Linked DNA regions of Homo sapiens: region 1 is linked to region 2. A link is an interaction called in ENCODE POLR2A ChIA-PET data of the cell type or tissue named here. Cell type or tissue: IMR-90. All regions are shown on one strand. Links, peaks and the distances in the headings refer to the core of each region. The heading gives the core; the rest is flanking DNA.

Region 1 (10,029 bases), core at 732-8,731, 210 kb after region 2:
CTAACTAGAACTGTACAGTCAAATTACCAGGTTTTAATCAAAAGCCACTGGGGGAAGTTTAAAGAGTGTCCACAGAATCTTTGATCTGCCTCCCTTCAGAAGTGGAGCACCGTTCTCTGCAGAGTGTGGGCTAGAGGTTGGAACTCGCCGAGGAGGAACAGGATGAGGTGGAAGTGAAGCCGTGGGACTTCCGATACAAGAGATGCTGCAGCTTCCTCCGCCCCCGCCCCCCCCCCCCCCCCCCAGTCACTGTACTGGGGAAACCTACTGCCGTGTCACGAGGACCCTCACGCAGCCCCTTGCTTCCGATACTAGGTCACAGAGGTGCCGTGGCTCCCCCCCACACCACCCCATCAATGACTGCACTGTGGAAACCCGCTGCCACGTCACGGGGACCCTCACGTAGCCCCACGGACATGTCCACACATCCGCAGCCGTGTCTGTGCACCAAGGAATTTGGGCCTTCTGCCAGAGCCAGCAGCAGCCCTCCCGGTGTGCGAGCGGCCACCTGGGAAGCAGCCCCTCCCTCTCCACTGGCTCCCCTAGCACCTGACTCACATCCTGAGCCAGGTCTCCCGAGCCTTCCCACCCACCCAGAAGCTGCGTGCTGTCAGGAATGCTCCTGGTGTGGTGGTGGCTGCATGGTCATTGTTGACAAATGCTTTGTGTCCTGCCCCTGACCGGACACACAGCTAAGTGTATTGCTTCCTCTTCCTTTTTGAAGTTGTAGAGATTGCTTTTTGTATTTTTATATTGAATGCTTTAAATCCTTTAAATGTTTAATGTCATTCAAGTATATTTAAATCATTTTAAACATTATTAAAATGTTTATATTTAATGTGAATACATAAACAAAATTTTATGTTTTTACATTTTATTTTATTTTATTTTATTTTATTTTATTTTTGAGACAAGGTCTCACTCTTGTCTGTCGCCCAGGCTGGAGTGCAGTGGTGTGATCTCTGCTCACGGCAGCCTCTGCCTCCCAGTGCCTCAGCCTCCCAAGTAGCTGGGATTACAGGCACGCACCACCATGCCCGGCTAATTTTTTGTATTTTCAGTAGAGAGTTTCACCATGTTGGCCAGGCTGGTTTCGAACTCCTGACCTCAAGTGATCTGCCTGCCTGGGCCTCCCAGACTGCTGGGATTCACTGCACCCAGTCTCATTTTATATTTAATGTTTTAAATGATGTAAAATGCATGATTCCAAAGCCAAATACACAAAACAAGGTTTATGAAAGGAAGCTTACCTCCTACCTCATACTGTTTTTTTACTTTATTCCTTCTTTCTATGGGAATTAAAATTTTTTTCTGTTTCTAGTTAATTTTTTAACAGCTTTATTGAATTACAATTGACATAAAATTCACTCATTTTAAATTTACAGCTCAGTGGGTTTTGGGAAACGTATACCGTTGGGGAAACACCATCACCTAAAAGTATAGACTATTCATCACCCATGGGAGTCTCCTTACACCCCTTGTGTTTTTTCTCCCTTTTTTTTCCTTTTTTCTGTGAAATCATTATAGACTCACAGGAAGTTGCAAAAATAGCAGCATCCCTTGTGCCCTTCCCCACCTTCGCCCAGTGGCCGGGAACATGACATTGGAAGACAGGGTGACCGCCCTGCAGACTTGATTCAGATCCCCCGTCTTATCCTGGATACCTGGTCCTAGAGCCTCCTCGACAGCCACCGACAGACATGAGCCCTCCTCACGGAGTCCCCGCCTGTTTCCCCGAGGTTGGTGGTTTTGTCCTGGAGGAAGCCGTGGGAGTAGAGTCCACAGGGAGTGACCTAAGAGGTGGGCTTTGTGCACTCACTCAGCAGGGGCCTCCGCTGATTCGCCCGTGCTCCTGGGTGCGTCCACTCACTCACCAGGGGCCTCTGCAGATTCGCCCGTGCGCCTGGGTATGTCCACTCACTCAGCAGGGGCCTCCACTGATTTCGCCCGTGCTCCTGGGTATGTCCACTCACTCAGCAGGGGCCTCCACTGATTTCGCCCGTGCTCCTGGGTATGTCCACTCACTCAGCAGGGGCCTCCACTGATTTCGCCCGTGCTCCTGGGTATGTCCACTCACTCAGCAGGGGCCTCCGCTGATTCGCCCGTGCGCCTGGGTGTGTCCACTCACTCAGCAGGGGCCTCCGCTGATTTCGCCCGTGCTCCTGGGTATGTCCACTCACTCAGCAGGGGCCTCCACTGATTTCGCCCGTGCTCCTGGGTGTGTCCACTCACTCAGCAGGGGCCTCCGCTGATTTCGCCCGTGCTCCTGGGTGTGTCCACTCACTCAGCAGGGGCCTCTGCAGATTCACCCGTACGCCTGGGTGTGTCCACTCACTCAGCAGGGGCCTCTGCAGATTCACCCATACGCTTGGGTGTATCCATAGCCATCCCTTTTACTGCTGAGGGGATGCCGTGATGTGAATGAAACCCAGTTTCGAGGACACCGCTGGGACACCTGTTGAAGGGTTTTCCCCATTGTCTATTATCAGTGAAAGTTCTGTGAACATTCGCAAACAGGTCTTTGTGTTCACATGAGGTTCCATTTTCTCAGATAAATGTCCTGGGGTGCAGTTGTTGAGTGGGGCAGCAAGCGCACACTTAGGTTCGTAAGGCTGCCTTGCTGTTCTCCAGAGCAGCAACACCACTTTGCGTTCCCACAGCAAGCGAGAGAGTTCCAGCTTTTCTACATCCTCTCCAGCATCCTTGAGTATTTTGTATTTTAGCTGTTCCGATTGGTGTGCAGTAATATCTCATTGCGGCTTTAAGTTGTGTTTCCCTAACGGCTTAGGATGTCGAGTGCCTTCATGGCTTGTTCACCACGTGCACCTCTTCTGAATGTCTGTGTGTTTTCTCTTATTTTCTAATTAATGTTTGTTGTTTGATACTTCTTTCTTCTACATACAAGCCTGCTATCTGACTTGTGATTTGCAGATATTTTTCCCTGTCTGCAGTTTGTCTTTTCACTCTTTAAACTAGGTCTTTCAAAGAGCAAAAGTTTTTAATTTTGTCGAGGTCGTTTATCAGTTTTTTCTTTTATGGATTGTGCTTTTGTTGCCATGTCTGACAACTCTTGGCCCTAGGTCCTAAAGATTTTCTCCTGTTTTTTCCTAAAATGTGTATAGGTTTTTCTAGTTTTGTTCCATATGAACCTAAGCATTTATTTTTATTTGGAGCACCTATAAATGGTACTGTCTTTATTTCATGTTTTTATTTGATTATTGCTAGCATGTAGAAATAGAATGGTACTGTGTATTTCTTGTTTTCATAGGATTATTGGTAGCATGCAGAAATAGGATGGTACTGTCTTTATTTCTTGTTTTCATAGGATTATTGCAGAAATAGGATAGGTGTTTGTGTGTTGATCTTGGATTCTGTGTCCTTGCTGAACTCTATTAAATAAAGTTTCTTGGAATTTTTGATAGATTCCTTGTGATTTTCGACATGGACACTTACACCATCTTCAGAGAGAGACAGTTTTATTCCATTTCTTCCTTTCTGCCCTGTATGCCATTCCATCTGCAGCCCTCAGCACGTCACTCTTGATCATGTCAGCCTTGAGTTCTTGGTAGTTGGCCTTTATCGTGTTGAGGATGTTTCTCCACACTCCTGTTTTCCTAGGAATTTTTATCGTGAGTTTTGAATTTTATCAAATGATTTTCTGTACCAGTTGTGATTATGTGGTGTTTCTTCTTTAGCTTGTTGGCATGCTGGGTGACGTTGACTGATTGATGGTTGAGCCAGCCTTACATATTTCGCTGTCATCAGAAGTGTAGGTGCCCTCTGCATTTCCAACCTCTGCATTCCCCACCTCTGCATTTCCAACCTCTGCATTCCCCACCTCTGCATTTCCCACCTCTGCATTCCCCACCTCTGCATTCCCCACCTCTGCATTCCCCCTCTGCATTCCCCACCTCTGCATTGCCCAGTGGACTTCTTGCTGTACCTGCTTTTCTCTGCGTCTCCGCCTGGTCGTGTGTCTGTGGAACCTCCTTAGTCCTGTCAGCCCCACGTGCAGATGTGCCCGGATGCCACCAGCAGCCCCTGGCGGGCAGGCTTTGTGTTAAGCCCCTTTCTTAGGAGATGCTTTGGGGCACTGCTCTGGGCCAAGCACTTTTTCATGCCCCGGTTGTGTTTTTTTGGTTTGGGGTTTGGGTTTTTTTCACACAGGGTCTTGCTCTGTCACCAAGGTTGGAGTGCAGTGGTGCAATCTTAGCTCACTGCAGCCTCGACCTCCTGGGCCCAAGGGGTCTTCCTGCCTCAGGCTCCCAAGGAGCTGGGATTACAGGTGCGTGCCACCTCGACTGATTAATTTTTTGATATTTTTGTAAAGATGAGGTTTCCCTACATTGCCCGGGTCTCAAACTCTTGGGCCCAAATGACCCCCCTGCCTTGGCCTCCTGAGTAGCTGGGACCACAGGGGTGAGCCACCGTGCCTGGCCCTATTTGTGTAATTTGGGGGTAGATTGAGCAGTGGGTGGGTGGTTGCTGAGTGGTGTGCACCTTCTGCAGCGGGGTGGGGGGGGCGGTGGCTGCGTCCCCTTCTGCAGACCGTCCTCCTCTGCATTCCCAGCAACGGTGCGTGACACCCCAGACCTTTCTAACCTTCCTCTTCCCTGCGTGTTTCTCTCTGCTGGTCACTTCCGTGTGTTTATTTCCACCCTCGCAAGCCTTGGAGGAAATCTGCTGAGTCACCCTCCATCTGCCGTCCCTGCCTTACGGCCATGATTATTTTTAGCTGTGCAATTGTACCTTTAACACACACGCCTGCTTTTCTTTGTCTTCATCACATTTAGTTTGTATCTTGGCGCCTTCTGTGTAAAAGAAGCATTTTCCTTGCTCCTCCTCCCCTTCGTCTTCACAGAGCTGTGTGTCTCCTTGTCAGGCTCCAAGCTCCCTGTTGCACTCTGCAGTGGGTGCCCTGCAGTGTGTATTGGGCATGGCTAGGCCTGCCCGACATGCTGGGAAGCCTGAAGCTGCTCCGTCGTCATGCTCATGCCCTTGAGGGTCCCAGTAGGGCCTAGCAGGGCGATGGGGCCCTCCTTCCTCTAGGAGGCCAAGACCCCTGAGAAGAACAGGTCCTGCAGCAAAAGGTCAGTGACACCTCTGAGGCCTTGCAAGGACATAGTGTGGCCTTTATCTCTGTCACCTTCTGAAAGACTGCTTCAGCTGAGAACCCAAACGTCCACCCAGTAAAAATGTACAACTTAGCAGACCACAAAGCAAACGCCTCCGCAGCCTTCACTTAGAACCCGTTTCACCGTCCCTTCCAATTCCATCCGCCAGGCAGCCATTTTCCACGCTTCGCGGATGTCTTGTCAACTAAGTATGCATCCCTAAGTACTGTAGTTGCTATTTTCAGAAATTTATGTAAATGTATCATGTATTTTGTCCCCAACATTATTACTCTGTGTGTGTGTGTGTGTGTGTGTGTGAGAGAGAGAGAGAGAGAGAGGAGAGGGGAGAGGGGAGAGGGTCTGGCTCTGACGCCCGGGCTGGAGTACAGTGGCATGATCTTGGCTTACCGCAGCCTCGACCTCCTGGGCTCAAGTGATCCTCCTGCCTTAGCCTCCCTGGTAGCTGAGACCGCCAGCATGCACCACAGTGCCCGGCTAATTTTTAAACTTTTCGTAGAGACAGGGTTCCTCAACATTATTTGTGAGATTGACTTACGTTGTGATGTGTTTGCCTCCTCTGCTGTGTAGTGTTCCACCCTCACATCCTAGTGGCACGCCGCAAACCCCACTGCTATGAAGCACTTCACGCGTGTCTCTTGTGTCTGTGCACCTGCTTTTCTTTTGGACGTGTATGTCCAGAATGGCATTGCTGGGCTATAGGGCATACTTGTGTTCAGTATGAGTAGAGATTGCCAGGTGCGTGAGTTGGCCCTGATGAGAGTGGACTAGTTTCCTTTGCTCCACCCCTTCACCAGTACTTGTGTGTACGAGTCAGGGTTCTCTAGAGGGACAGCACTAATAGGATAAATGTATATATGGAGGGGAGTTTATTGGGAGTATTGACTCACACAGTCATGAGGTGAAGTCCCACAATAGGCTGTTGGCAAGCTGAGGAGCCAGGAAGCCAGTCCGAGTCCCCAAACCTCAAAAGTCGGGAAGCCAACAGCGCAGCTTTCAGTCTGTGGCCGAAGGCCCAAGAACCCCTGGCAAACCACTGGTGTAGGTCCAAGAACCCAAAAGCTGAAGCACTTGGAGTCTGATGTTCGAGGGCAGGAAGTATCCAGCATGGAAGAAAGATGGAGGCTGGAAGACTCAGCCAGTCCAGTGCTTCCGCAGATCTGCCGTGCTGGCAGCTGATGAGATCATGCCCCCCCAGATGGAGGGTTCGTCGGCCTCTCCCCGTCCACTGACTCAATGTGAATCTCCTTTGGCAGCTTCCTCAAGATGCTCCCAGGAACAGTTACACATCCTTTAGTCCAGTCAAGTTGAAACTCAGTAGTAACCCTCACACTTACCTTGGTTTTAGTTTGCATTTTCTTGATGACTAACGAAGCTGAGAACTTTGCGCCCACGTGCCGCCCTCCTGGCTTTTTCCCTCTTCTGTGAGGCACCCACGTCGCCCCGACTGCTGTGTCCGTGCTCCTGTCGGGTGGTCCGTGTTCCGGAGCACGGGGCTCCTGTATGTTCCACAGCCCAGTGACCAAGCATGTGTCTGAGGGGCAAAGCAGAGGCCAGTAATGCTGAACGCGCTCTCGGTGCTGCCACCCCCCGCCGTGATAACAGAAAATGTGAGTGGAAACAGGGCTGCAGTAGAGAGCGTTGTGCCGTGGGGCACTTTGGGAGGCCGAGGCCGGCAGATCATGAGGTCAAGAGATGGAGACCACCCTGGCCAACATGGTGAAACCCTGTCTCTACCAAAAATACAAAAAGTAGCTGGGCACACTGGGGGTTTGGTTTGAACCTGTGAATTTTGGGGTGCAGGGGAGGGGCCGACACAAACATTCAAACCGTAGCAAAGAGATTCTACCTCGCGATGTGTGGTGCCTGCCTGGCCTTGGCCAGTGTGGCTTATGGGGTGAGACGGAGGACACCCATGTTAGGAGTCCTTTGCACAGAGTGATAGCTGGAACCCCACAGTTGGTGTGGCCCTGAGGAGGGGAAGGAGAGAGAGCTGGTGCGGCCCTGAGGAGGAAGGAGAGAGAGTTGGACTCTTGGGGAGGGCTCTTCAGAACGTGCAGGGGTGTGTGGAGGCTGGACAGAGACGCTGACGTGGACTGTCAGGCGGTGTGCGGGAGGGCCTGGTTCCTGTGAGGGCCTCTGTCCCTCGGCTCTTCCCCTGCCCCGGGCTCAGCCCCCCTGCCCTGGGCTTAGCCCCCGTGCCCTTAGCTCAGACCCCCTGCCCTCGGCTCAGCCCCCCTGCCCTCGGCTCAGCCCCCCTGCCCTGGGCTCTGCCCCCCTGCCCTGGGCTCTGCCCCCCTGCCCTCGGCTCTGCCCCCCTGCCCTCGGCTCAGCCCCCCTGCCCTCGGCTCAGCCCCCCTGCCCTGGGCTGCTTGCTCTCCCCTTGCCCACTGAGATGGTGAGAGGTGAGAGGCCAGTGGTGCTTCTCTTCCATACCTGGGATTGCCACAGTGCTGTGGGTCATAGGGTGTGTCACTCAAGGGCTTTGCACACAGTAGGCCTGCCAGGTATGCAGCTCTTTTTCCTTTTCTCCTTTTTTCTTTTTTCCTCCGCTCAGTCCGTTGGAGACTTCTCTCCCTGTGAGGTGTGCACAAGGCACCACTCCTGACGCAGCCGCTGGAGACCGTGCTTCTCCCTTTCCACGGAGCGCACAACAGCCGGCAGGGCTCAGCTGGAAAAGGCAGGGGTTGCCGTAAAGCATCCTTCAGACACCAGCCTCGGAAGCATGGCGAAACCCGACTCCACAGAAAGTACAGAAATTAGCCGGGCATGGTGCCACGGGCCTGTACTCCCAGCTACTTGGGAGGCTCAAGTGAGCGGATAGCTTGAGCCCAGGAGGCGGAGGCTACAGTGAGCTGTGATCACACCGCTGCACTCCAGCCTGGGCAACACAGCTGTCTCAAACAAACAAACAAACAAACAAAAGAACTCTTCAGATAAAGCTAAGGTATCTGGAGCATGGCCGTGTGCTGCAGGCAGGCCACACCTCATCACCATGCGGGGCTGTGCCCAGGGCCGACGTGGGAGCAAGCCCCTGGTGCCACACAGGACTGCTGCTTCCAGCTCCTCCTCACTCCCCCTTCCCCACCCTCCCCAGTGTCCCCCTCAAGGCAAACAGGCCTTTGGTGTTTGATCCTGTCAGTCATGAGTGTGTTCCTGTCTTTGGAATTGGAGCTGGGATTGAAGGTTCTGGGAGAGCTTCCCTTGAAGGGCTTCCCTCCCCTTTTCCACCCTGCTGCTGACTTCCTGTCTTCCTCCTCCTGGGCCTCTGAGGCCACGTGCCTGCGTGAGGGGAGGGGCTGAATCACATCCCTTCTCAGGGGCCTTGGGCACCATTCGATATTTAAATGGTCATTACACAAACTAGTGGTTGGTGGAGTTATTAACTTACATAAGGAGAGGAGCATTTGCCCAGGACGTACGTAAAGGCCTGTTCTATCAACATACTGTGGAAGACAAATCTGAATTTGAAGTGTTCTCTTTCTCTCTGGGAGTCTTCGGAGGGTAATGTTGTCACATCTGTTCAGGGAGAGAGACTCACCCAGGTGTAAGGGGGCTTGGTGTTTTAATACAAATTACAGCAAACCCTTGAACAATACAGGGGTTGGGGGCGCCAGCCTCCTGTGCAGTTGAAAATTTGTGTAGAACTTTTAACTTTCCCCAAACTTAACTAACAGCCTTCTGTTGACCAGAGCCTTCCTGACCACATAAAGCCAGTCACACACATTTTGTATGTTATGTGTGTTCTGCTCTTACTGTTAGGGTAGAGCAAACTAGAGACGTGAAAATACTGAGATCATGAGGAGAAAATAGACTTAAGCCTCGCGCAGCAGCAGCGGGTCTCCACGAATGGCTTTCGTCCTCCGGGTTTTCACGTTGAGGAGGCTGAAGAGGAAGAGGAGAGATGGGTCTTGCTGTCTCAGGAGAGGCAGAGGTGGAAGAAAATCTGCGTGTAAGTGAACCCACGCAGTGCAAACCCAGACCCAGGTTGTTCATGGTCAGCTCTGCTTACATTCCATCCCTTTATTGAAGGTGAATTTCAACCCCAAAGAAGTCTTTTTTTTTTTCTGTGAGTTTTAAGATTAGTTGTGTCATTACAAGTTTTTTCTTATACGGTCCTTCTCAGGTGTTAGTGTGCAGAACAGAACATGCTTAAAATGCAGGTTTGGGTTCAGAAGGCCCGAGGGGACCCGTGAGTCTCCATGGTCCACGGACTCCCTGGTGATGCCAAGGCCTCTGGCAAGGAGTGCTCCTGGGCAGCCCCTGCCCCGCAGCTGCGGCTCCCCACCCGGCCCCACAGTCCCCGCCCCGCAGCTCCCGCCCCACACCCTGCCCTGCAGGCCCCGCCCCACAGTCCCCTCCCCACAGTCCCGCCCTGCAGCCCCAGTCCTGCCCCGCCCGACAGGTGTCTCAGGGTTGTCCTGGCCCAGCTCAGATCCTAGAAGCCGGGGAGAGGCAGCGCCGGATTCCCCACCAGTGCCTGCTCTTGTCAGCTGAAGAGACCAGATAGGCTGAAATTCCTGGGGGTTTTGCCAAACTGACCTTGCCGTAGTCAGTGTAACCACTTCTGCATCAGGCTTAATCCTGGAGGAAGGCTCTTTGGTGCTCGCTGCATCTCCTGTGGAGCAGAGGGAATCGCAGCTGGGCTCCTGTGTGTGCGGAGGGGGAGGGCGCGGTGCCTGGATGGTTCAGGCGAAGGCTCTGTGCTCGCTGGCGCGTGGTGGGTGCTGGGAAACCTGCCCTGTGCCTTCCCTGGGCCGGTCTTGACAGCATCTGTCACCTCCTGAGTGCTCTTGAAGCCACCTTCCGGGAGGAGCAGGCCATCGTTGTTCCTGTCACGTCTGTCCTGCCAGCCCCGTAGAAGGATTGTCTTTTGAGCCCCATTGCAGGGGAGGTG
Region 2 (9,915 bases), core at 1,916-9,915:
CCCAACTACACAAAAAAAATTCTTTTTTAATTAGCCAGGCATGTTGGTGCACACACCTGTGGTCCCAGCTACTCAGGAGGCTGAGACGGGAGGACGGCTTGAGTCCCAGAGGCTGAGGCTGCAGTGACCCATGATCGCACCACTGCACTCCAGCCTGGGTGACAGAGCAAGACTCTGTCTCAAAGAAAAGAAAAAAGAAACCCACAGGAGAAAATCTTTAGGATCTAGGAATAGGCAAACAGTTCTTTTATTTATTTGTTTTTTTGAGAAGGAGTTTCGCTCTTTTTTGCCCAGGCTGGAGTGCAATGGTGCGATCTTGGCTCACTGCAACCTCCGCCTCCCGGGTTCAAGCGATTCTCCTGCCTCAGCCTCCCAAGTAGCTGGGATTACAGGTACACGCCACCACACCCGGCTAATTTTGTATTTTTAGTACAGATGGGGTTTCTCCATATTGGCCAGGCTGGTCTTGAACTCCTGACCTCAGGTGATCCACCATGCCCGGCGGGCAAACAGTTCTTAGACTTCACAGTAAAAACGAGATCTATAAAAGCAAAAATTGATAAACTGAACTTTATCAAAATGAGCAGCTTTTGCTGTTCCCCGTTAGAGGGTGAAAGGACAAGGGACACATAGAGTGCGTAAACCACATGTCCAAAAAAGGGCTGTGTTCAGAGCCCTGGAAAACACTCAGAACTCAGTCAAGACACCCACTGGGAAAATGGCCCCTTGGGCCTCGAGATCTGCACCCCCAAGCCCTGAGCTCCCACCCCTTAGCTCCTGCCTGGGTTTCCCACAGTATCCTCAGTGTTCAGGGCTGCCTGCTGGTCCACCATCACTGGGACCTAAGACATTGTCCAAAAAACAAGCAACCAAACTCAGGATAAAGGACCGGCTGCCACAGCCTCACTTCCCACAGGGCCGCAGACAGGACCCCTGAGAGGCCCTCAACTTGCCGCAGGACCCGACAGTTTGGGGGATGTTTTTGGGTCAGAGGCTCCTTCCATTCCCTGTTGGAGACGCATGTGGAAGACGGCAGGGCAGGCAGAGGCAGCACCACAGGGAGCAAGCCACGGACAGAAGCTAGACCTGACCCCGCTCTCCCGCTCAGAGCCTGAGATCCTTGAACCAGCACCCACTTCCTCTGAGAGGACAGAGGGCAGAAACAGCAGCATCACCTCTGGGCCACGAGCAAGTGCTCAAGAGCTGACTCAAGTGGGAATAAGCCATACTGCCGGCCCCTCCCCGCCTGCGGAGCCCAGAAGCCCAGGGCTCCTCGTCCACCCGGGGAATAAGCCACACTGCCGGCCCCTCCCTGCCTGCGGAGCCCAGAAGCCCAGGCCTCCTCCTGTCCATCCGTCCCCCAGGCTCACTGTCCATTCTGCTTGGACCTGGGAGAATTTCCCCCCGTGCTCTCTAAATGGCTCTTGTCAAGATTTTACCAACAGGACTTCCACATGGAGTGGTGACAGTGGATGCCCTGGCTATGTGGGTGTGGAGGGTACTCGTGCTTTCTTTGAGGGATGTCTCAACGCACCAGGACAGCACGAGACGCCCAACCCGAAGTGGCTGCTGCCACCTGAGTGCGCCCTTCCAACCTGAGGTCTAAAATGGGGAAGAAAGCTGCATCCCCATCCCGCTCCCGGCAGAGCCAATGCTTCTGAGTGGGAGAACACACTCTGAACCCCAAGTGTGGTTCTCTGCGCTCCAGCCTGGCCACACCAGCGTCACCCAGGGCTCGGCAGTGCTCGCAACCCCCAGGGAAGTACAGGGGCAGTCGGCGGGCGTGAGTTGTGAGTCAGACGGCCGGCTCCTGCTGGGCCTCAGCTTCTCCCTCTGCCAGCGCCCATCTACCCACCTGGCAGGCAGTCCACGGCTCCCAGGGCAGAGCGTGCTTGATACATTTACTGCCACATTAAGGACAAAGGTAGGGGTGTCCCGGGTCACACTGGGACCAGGACCAGGACCCCAGCTTCCCAGGACCTCATTCACTGCCCAGACACTGGGAGCCTGGACCTGAAAGAGCTCACGGCAAGCACTGCCAAGCTCACATGCTGATGACTTTATTTTTCACAGACTGAAAAAACAGAGCCTGGCATGGTGACTCAAGCCTTGAGTCCCAACTACTTAGGAAGCTTGAGCCTAGGAGGTGGAGGCTGCAGTGAGCTATGATGGTGGCACTGCACTCCAGCCTGGGCGACAGAACGACACCCTGTCTCTGAAGAAAAAAAAAGTCGAAGCATAAAATGTTCACAGCAGCCTTTTCTGTGTGTGGCTGCACGTCAGGGGCCGTCGTCTTGCTTCCACCACCAGGGGATGACTACGTTGAAGGGAGGCCTGTGTGAACCGCTGGGCTTCCGCAGCTCCCGCGTGTGGTCAGCGCCGACGCTCCCCATCAACGCTTTCCAGCACAGGAGCCGGGACCTGGACGTCCATCGCCGGCGGTGCCTCCAGTGCTCTTTGACTTGCGCCCTTCCCGGGGGCTCTGGGGTCCGCAGGACACCGCCATGGACCGGCTGACGTAACCAACAAGGCTTGGGCTTTTCTCTTCCCCAGTGAGATTTCCCCACGACCGGCACAGCGTCGGCCCTATCCTGTGCGCTTCCATGAACGGAAGCAACAAAGCCTGGCCTGGGACCTCGGCAGGGCTGAGCATGCACAGCTGTGGCTCTGCATAAAGGGACTTGTTTAGAGCTGGCACTCAACAAGAGGCCTTCAGTCAGCGGATTCCCAGGCCTGAGCAAATCCGGGGGCGGAAGCAGCTATTCTTATGATGGCACAGAGAGGTTATGTGGAGAAGATCGTTTGATATACGCTTGCCTTTGGGCTCAAGTCACTCAAAAAGGTGGTCTCTATCTTCAGTGCAAAAGGCAACCCCAGCAGAGCGAATGACCCTCCATTGCCCTCCGTGACCCTGTGGGCTCCGTGAGACAGGAGCAGGCGGGGGTCTTTCCTCTGAGCTTCCTCATGGTCCCCTGGGAGGGTAGCTGGTCAAGAGAGGCACCTGGTTGGAGAAGAAGGCCGCAGACTCACAGGACGAAGACCTTGGTGTCCACGCCACACAGCCAGAGCAGCGCAGCCGCCCGCCTCGCCCGATCTCACCCGCCTCGCCTGCCTCGCCCACCTCGCCCGCCTCACCCGCCCTCACCCGCCTCACCCACCTCACCTCACCTGCCTCACCTCACCCGCCTCACCTGACCTCACCCGCCTCACCTCACCTGCCTCACCTGACCTCACCCGCCTCACCTGACCTCACCCGCCTCACCTCACCTGCCTCACCTGACCTCACCCGCCTCACCCGCCTCACCCGCCTCACCGAGAGTCCTCAGACTCTGCGGCCAGAACCCAAGGTGCTCTGCAGATTTCCTCAAAACCCAAACCACCCACCCATCCTTGAGCAGCCTCCAGAAGCAATGGTCAGAGCCACACTGAAGGCCACACAGCACCAGAGCGGCCACACTGAAGGCCACACAGCACCAGAGAGGCCACACTGAAGGCCACACAGCACCAGAGGCCACACTGAAGGCCACACAGCACCAGAGAGGCCACACTGAAGGCCACACAGCACCAGAGAGGCCACACTGAAGGCCACACAGCACCAGAGCGGCCACACTGAAGGCCACACAGCACCAGAGAGGCCACACTGAAGGCCACACAGCACCAGAGCGGCCACACTGAAGGCCACACAGCACCAGAGCGGCCACACTGAAGGCCACACAGCACCAGAGAGGCCACAGTGAAGGCCACACAGCACCAGAGAGGCCACAGTGAAGGCCACACAGCACCAGAGAGGCCACAGTGAAGGCCACACAGCACCAGAGAGGCCACACTGAAGGCCATACAGCACCAGAGAGGCCACAGTGAAGGCCACACAGCACCAGAGAGGCCACAGTGAAGGCCACACAGCACCAGAGAGGCCACACTGAAGGCCACACAGCACCAGAGAGGCCACATAAAGATGCTCTGCAGAGAAGCAGTACAGCGAGCCTGTAGGCTCCAGAGGCCTCTAAAACGCATGGTGATCTCCGCTTGAGGTACAGGGCAGCTCTCCCAGCAGAGGCGGTGGGGTCCCTGAACCCCAAGGACCCACCTCTGAGGACGGGTCTCTCCTCAGTGACACCTCAGACATCACAGAATCTGAACTGCTCACCCCACATCTCTGAAGACATTGTGTTCTCTGAAAACTCGACTCCCATGACCACTTGCTGTGTGTGCAGAAGGCAGCCATTCAGGTCTCGGTTGCTCACGCGTTAGTTCCTGAATAAGCGTGTTGAGAGACGACTGGAGACACGGGGGACAAGCAGCAGGAGAGGTGTGAAGCATTCTCCGCAAACGTCGTTGCGTCCTGCACACTGTCGGGAATCTCACTTTCATCTTCTAACCTCAGAGCTTTCAGAGCCTAGAGAACACTTCTGTGGGCATCAGTCTACCTGACTTCACAGCAGCCCAGAGGCAGACGGGAACGCGGGGCACCCAGAAGAGACGGGCGCCAGCACAGGGAACATGGAGCACCCAGAAGAGATGCATGCCAGCCCAGGGCCAAAGTCCTCAGCAGAGTCCACCGCCAGCGACAGGTGCAGCGACACTGTAAACCTCAAGGCACACCACAGCACTGCTGCACCAATCCTGCCAAATGCACTGCTCGACCTGATCCTGAGGACATGTCACAGTTCCAGAGATGACATTCCTGAATGTCACTGGCCTGTACAGTGTCACAGTCACCAAAGACAAACACTGAGGAACAGTGAAGCCCACCTGTAATCCCAGCTACTCGGGAGGCTGAGGCAGGAGGATTGCATGAGCCAAGGAGTTCAAGACCAACCTGGACAACACAGCAAGACCCTGTCTCAAAAAACAAGACCAACAAATGACACAGGAGGGGAAGAGACCAAGGAGACCAAACATCCACATCGGGGGGGCGGAAGCACCTGTGGATGGGTCTGGGGGGCAGTCACGGACAGCGTGGCCTGGTCCGAACCTGCAGACCATGTATGTCACAGTCAGCCTTCAGGGAGCTTGCAGGAAGGCATCAAAGAACACTCTGACTACCGTGGCAACGCTTCTGTAAGTCTAAAGTGATTTTGCAATGAGAGGTGGAGCAAGCTCCCCCTTAGCTGAGTAGTCAAAACTGGGCTGTGCATGTGTGCTAACACACACGACTCCAGACAGCCACAGGCAACAAAGAAAACAGGAAGTCAACGGCTCTCTCGGAGCCAGAACACTTGGGGAAAAAAAGTCTCCCTCATCTACAATACCTAAAATGTAACTAGAATTCTGATTAAAAATAAATCTTACAAAGCAGAGACTTCAGAAGATGCTTGTACTTATGTTAACACAGCCTGATTCACCACAGTCCACATGTCCACCGACGGGCAAATAACAAGACGCAGCCCCTACACACAAGGCAGCATCGTTCAGCCTCAAAGAGGAAGGAAATCCTGACACGTGCCCAGTACAGGTGGCCCCTAGAGATGTTATGTGCTTGAAAGAAGGCGGATAGCAAAGGACAGACACTGTAGGACTCCAATTCTATGAGGTCCCTACAACAGTCAAACTCAGAGACAGACAGCGGGACACAGGCTGCAAGGGGCTGGGGATGGAGAATGGGGAGGGTTGAATGGGGACAGGTTTTCGGTTTGAAGAGAAAGTTCTGGAGACACGTGGTGGTGGCGGTTGCTCAACAGTGCGAATATACTGAATGTCAATGAACTTCAGAATGATTAAAATGGTAAATCTATGTGAACGTATTCATTGTCTTTTAGAGACAGGGTCTCGCTGTGTTGTCCAGGCTGCAATGCAGAGGCTGTTCACAGGCGAGACCATCGCACAGCACACTCCCTAGCTCAGGTTCCAGCACTCCTTCTGCCTCGGCCTCCCCAACAGCTGGGAACACAGGCCTGCACCACCAAGCCTGGCTATCTATTTTACCACAACAATATCCACATAAAAAAAATAATAATAATCTTGCAAAACTAGCTCAGAAGAAAAATAATTCCATGTCACCTTTATTGGGTCAGCTCCATTAAAAAAAAAAATTGTCAAAGCCAGACCAGAAGTCATTTTCAAGGGGTCACAACAAATGGGGTGTCTCCCTCGCTGCAGTGCAGCACCCTGATGCTCTGCTCCGCCCTCTAACCAGCGTCACACCCTCTCCAGGGGGCACAGGGAGAGACGTGGCAGCACAACCAGACAGACTCATTACACCTAAAATTATGAGTGGCACAGCTCTTCCAGAATCTGTCTAGCAGTCCCTCTGGGTTTTGCTGCAAAGCCCCTAAAAAACAGTAATAATGAAAAAAAAAGCCTGGGTGCTAAGGCTCACGTCTGTAATCTCAGCACTTTGGGAGGCCGAGGCAGGCGGATCACGAGGTCAGGAGATCGAGACCATCCTGGCTAACACGGTGAAACCCCGTCTCTACTAAAAATACAAAAAATTAGCCAGGCGTGGTGACAGGCGCCTGTAGTCTCAGCTACTCGAGAGGCTGAGGCAGGAGAATGGCGAGAACCCGGGAGACAGAGCCTGCAGTGAGCCAAGATTGTGCCACTGCGCTCCAGCCTGGGAGAGAGAGCAAGACTATCTAAAAAAGAAAAGGAAAGATTACATCTGACGTACCACTTATATTCCTACTTGTCTTTTTTACTATTGTCTTGACCTTTTTTTAATTAAAAGCTGTGTTTTTTTTTTTTTTTTTTTTGAGATGGAGTCTCCCTCTGTCACCCAGGCAGGCTGGAGTGCAATGGTGAGATCTTGGCTCACTGCAACCTCCACCTCCCGAGTTCAAGCGATTCTCCAGAGTACTAGCGATTATAAGCACCTGCCACCACACCCGGCTGACTTTTGTATTTTTGTAGAGATGGGGTTTCAGCATGTTGGCCAGGCTGCTCATGAAATCCTGACCTCTGGTGATCCGCCTGTCTTGGCCTCCCAAAGTGCTGGGATTACAGGCGTGAGCCACTGCGCCGGGTCTGAAAGCTACATTTCTATTTTTTTTTTTTCTTGAGACAGAGTCTCACTCTGTCACCCAGGCCGGAGTGCAGTGACACGATCTTGGCTCACCACAACCTGTTCTGAAAGACATCGGAAAACCTCCTCTGATGGTGCAATGGGGGTGCGGGGCGCACGAGCACTGACCATCCATTTCTACCAGAAGCTGGTTGAGCGTCTGCTCCTCCTCCGTGTTGGAGAAGCCGGACATGGTGGTGGAGCGCTTCTTGCCCACCGCGTCGATCTCATCGATGTAGACGATGCAGGGGGCCCGGGCTCGGGCTTCCTTAAAGAGGCTCCGCACACGGGCAGCGCCGAGGCCTGAGGGGACACAGAGAGAATCAGGAAATGGGCAGTTAATAAAAAACAAAGCCTCTTCCTGTACCCGGGCCAGACAAAGTTCTACACCAAGGACAACTAAAGCTACCAGCTCCATTCCCTACAAACAGACACACGGCAGCTGCTCGCGGGGGCCCCTGGCCACCCCTCAGGGTTCACACGCACCGTGCTGGCCCCCCAGGCCACAAGTGACGGTGGCTTTGAAGCAAACATCATGTGCTTCGCAGACAAAACCCCTCCGCCAACCCAGACCTCGCTTTCCTTCTCTACTCCCCCACCCACCCGTGTCCCTTTCAGTCCAGACACCAGAGGAAGGATGTGTGAAAGGAGCCAGGTAGTCAGCCAAGCCCACCCACAGCCCCCAACCACAGCACCTACCTCCAATGACCTCCACGAACTCTGGGCCGGCCATCGCCAGGAAGGGCACCTGAGCCTCCGTGGCCACCGCCTTGGCCAGCAGCGTCTTCCCACAGCCGGGGGGGCCGAGCAGCAGTGCGCCCTTTGGGACCTTGGCGCCAAGCTGGAGGAAGCGTTCTGGGCTCTGGACGGCAGCAGACAATGCAACACTAACTACTTGGGGATTCCGTTTTTTTGTTTTTTAGAGGTAAGGTCTCTCTGGGTCACGCAGGCTGGAGTGCAGTGGGTGCCATGATAGCTCACTGCAGCCTCAAACTCCTGGGTTCAAGCCACCCTCTCACCTCAGCCTCTCGAGTAGCTGGGAATATACAGGCATGTGGCACCACGCCCAGCTACTTTTAAAAACTTCTTGCAGGCCAGGTGCGGTGGCTCACACCTGGAATTCCAACATTTTGGGAGGCTGAGGCAGGCGCGTAGCTTGAGATCAGGAGTTTGAGACCAGCCTGGCCAACATGGAAAAACCCCGTCTCTACTAAAAATACAAAAATTAGCCGTGCATGGTGGTGGGCGCCTGTGATCCCTGCTACTCGGGAGGCTGAGGCAGGAGAATCACTTGAACTGGGGAGGTGGAGGTTGTAGTGAGCCGAGATTGTGCCACTGCACTCCAGCCTGAGTGACAAAGTGAGACTCTGTCTCGAAAAAAAAAATTAATTAAATAAAAAAATGTTTTGCAGAGACAGGGTCTCACTGTTGCCCAGGCTGATCTCCTACTCCTGGGCTCAGTCACTCCCCTGCCTCAGCGCCCCGAGGTGCCAGGACTACAGGCGTGACCCACTGTACCAGGCCTGCAGAGGGAACACATGTCAGCCCCTCGAGGTGCCAGGACTACAGGTGCGACCCACCGTACCAGGCCCGCGGAGGAAACGTGTAAGTGACGCACGTGATAGGCAGCTCATGCACTGCCACCAACTGGCTAAGGTGTTTATGTGGTTCTGGAAAAAGCACAGAGCTTTGCAAGGGATGAAGGGCCCAGGACGGCTAACGGCACAGTAGGCATGGGTCTTGGCAGCCTCTGCTTGGCTGAACCATGTGCACGAGGCTTGTGCTGCTGGTTGAACAGGCACCAGCACCTGCTTGGTGTCCCCATGGGACATGGTAGAGGTCACCGCCAACCCACGACACGTCATCGATGGAATTCCAGGTCCCGCAGGAGCCCTTCTGGGAGAGGAGGACGGCCGGCCTCTGCTCACACCTCCCTCCCGGCCCACGCTGCTTTCACCTTCAGATAATCCACAAACTCGCGGACTTCCAGTTTGGCTTCGTGCATTCCTGCCACGTCTTTGAAGCTGACTCCTTTCCCCATCTTCCCATCCACAATGGTGAAACGAGCCATTTTAAGCTGATTCTGTGCAGAAAGAACAAAGTGCAAGGAGCTGGGCGAAGTCAGGAAATCAGCAGCACGATGCCAGCGCTCAGCCCACGCACCTGAGCCGCCCCAACCCCACGTCTCCATCCTAGGATCCCAAGGCTTCACTCATGTCAGGCTGACGAGGCTCACAGTCAGTCTTCAAGCACAGAAGGGAAATGTTTCGTCATTAATTAGTAAGAAACTTATCTAGCAATTTGCTTTAAAAAAAATTACTCAGCCAGGCATGGTGGCTCACGCCTGTAATCCTAGCACTTTGGGAGGCCGAGATGGGCGGATCACGAGGTCAAGAGATCGAGACCACCCTGGCTAACACGGTGAAACCTGTCTCTACCAAAAATACAAAAAAATTAGCTGGGTGTGGTGGCAGGCACCTGTAGTCACAGCTACTTGGAAGGCTGAAGCAGGAGAATCGCTTGAACCCAGGAGGCAGAGGTTGCAGTGAGCTGAGATCGCACCACTGCACTCCAGCCTGGGCAACAGAGCCAGACTCTGTCACACACACACACACACAAAAAAGAAAGGCCAGGTGCAGTGGCTCATGCCTATAATCCCAGCACTTTGGGAGGCTGAGGCGGGAGGATCACCTGAGGTCGGGAGTTCGAGACCAGCCTGAACAACATGGAGAAACCCCGTCTCTACCAAAAATACAAAATTAGCTGGACGTGGTGGCGCGTGCCTGTAATCCCAGCTACTCGGGAAGCTGAGGCAGGAGAATTGCTTGAATGCGGGAGGTGCAAGTTGCGGTGAGCTGAGATCGCACGGCTGCACTCCAGCCTGGGCAAGAAGGGCGAAACTCCGTCTCAAAAAA

Evidence for each region. Peaks named below come from ENCODE experiments on the same cell type or tissue, not always from the same donor. Only the 100,000 strongest peaks of a DNase experiment are listed, where the experiment ranks them.
Region 1: POLR2A ChIA-PET joins it to region 2 with 6 read pairs; 5 of 35 experiments call an interaction of 5 or more read pairs at or near these places.

What each region holds. Positions count from the first base shown.
Region 1 is chr16:89,320,873-89,330,901 of GRCh38, reverse strand. The region is part of intron 2 of ANKRD11 (ankyrin repeat domain containing 11); the gene reads left to right. The region is part of intron 1 of LOC128462377; the gene reads left to right. LOC100287036 (a long non-coding RNA gene) reads right to left here. Exons shown (of 4, transcript NR_168302.1): 1 at 9,675-10,029; 2 at 7,569-7,803; 3 at 6,982-7,136; 4 at 5,985-6,666. Among named protein-coding and RNA genes, the nearest start is that of ZNF778, 110 kb to the right of the region's middle. RefSeq lists enhancers at 4,688-4,807, 4,848-4,967, 3,989-5,188, 7,328-7,841, 6,901-8,100 and 1 more and a silencer at 9,998-10,029. In IMR-90, for the core only: no CTCF peak of the experiment used is centred there; DNase peaks (open chromatin) are centred at 4,681, 6,351, 7,891, 8,401 and 1 weaker place; H3K27ac peaks cover 5,158 bases.
Region 2 is chr16:89,529,851-89,539,765 of GRCh38, reverse strand. It overlaps SPG7 (SPG7 matrix AAA peptidase subunit, paraplegin), which reads right to left. Exons shown (of 17, transcript NM_003119.4): 7 at 8,958-9,083; 8 at 7,700-7,862; 9 at 7,130-7,303. Among named protein-coding and RNA genes, the nearest start is that of RPL13, 26 kb to the left of the region's middle. RefSeq lists an enhancer at 3,528-4,218. In IMR-90, for the core only: no CTCF peak of the experiment used is centred there; no DNase peak of the experiment used is centred there.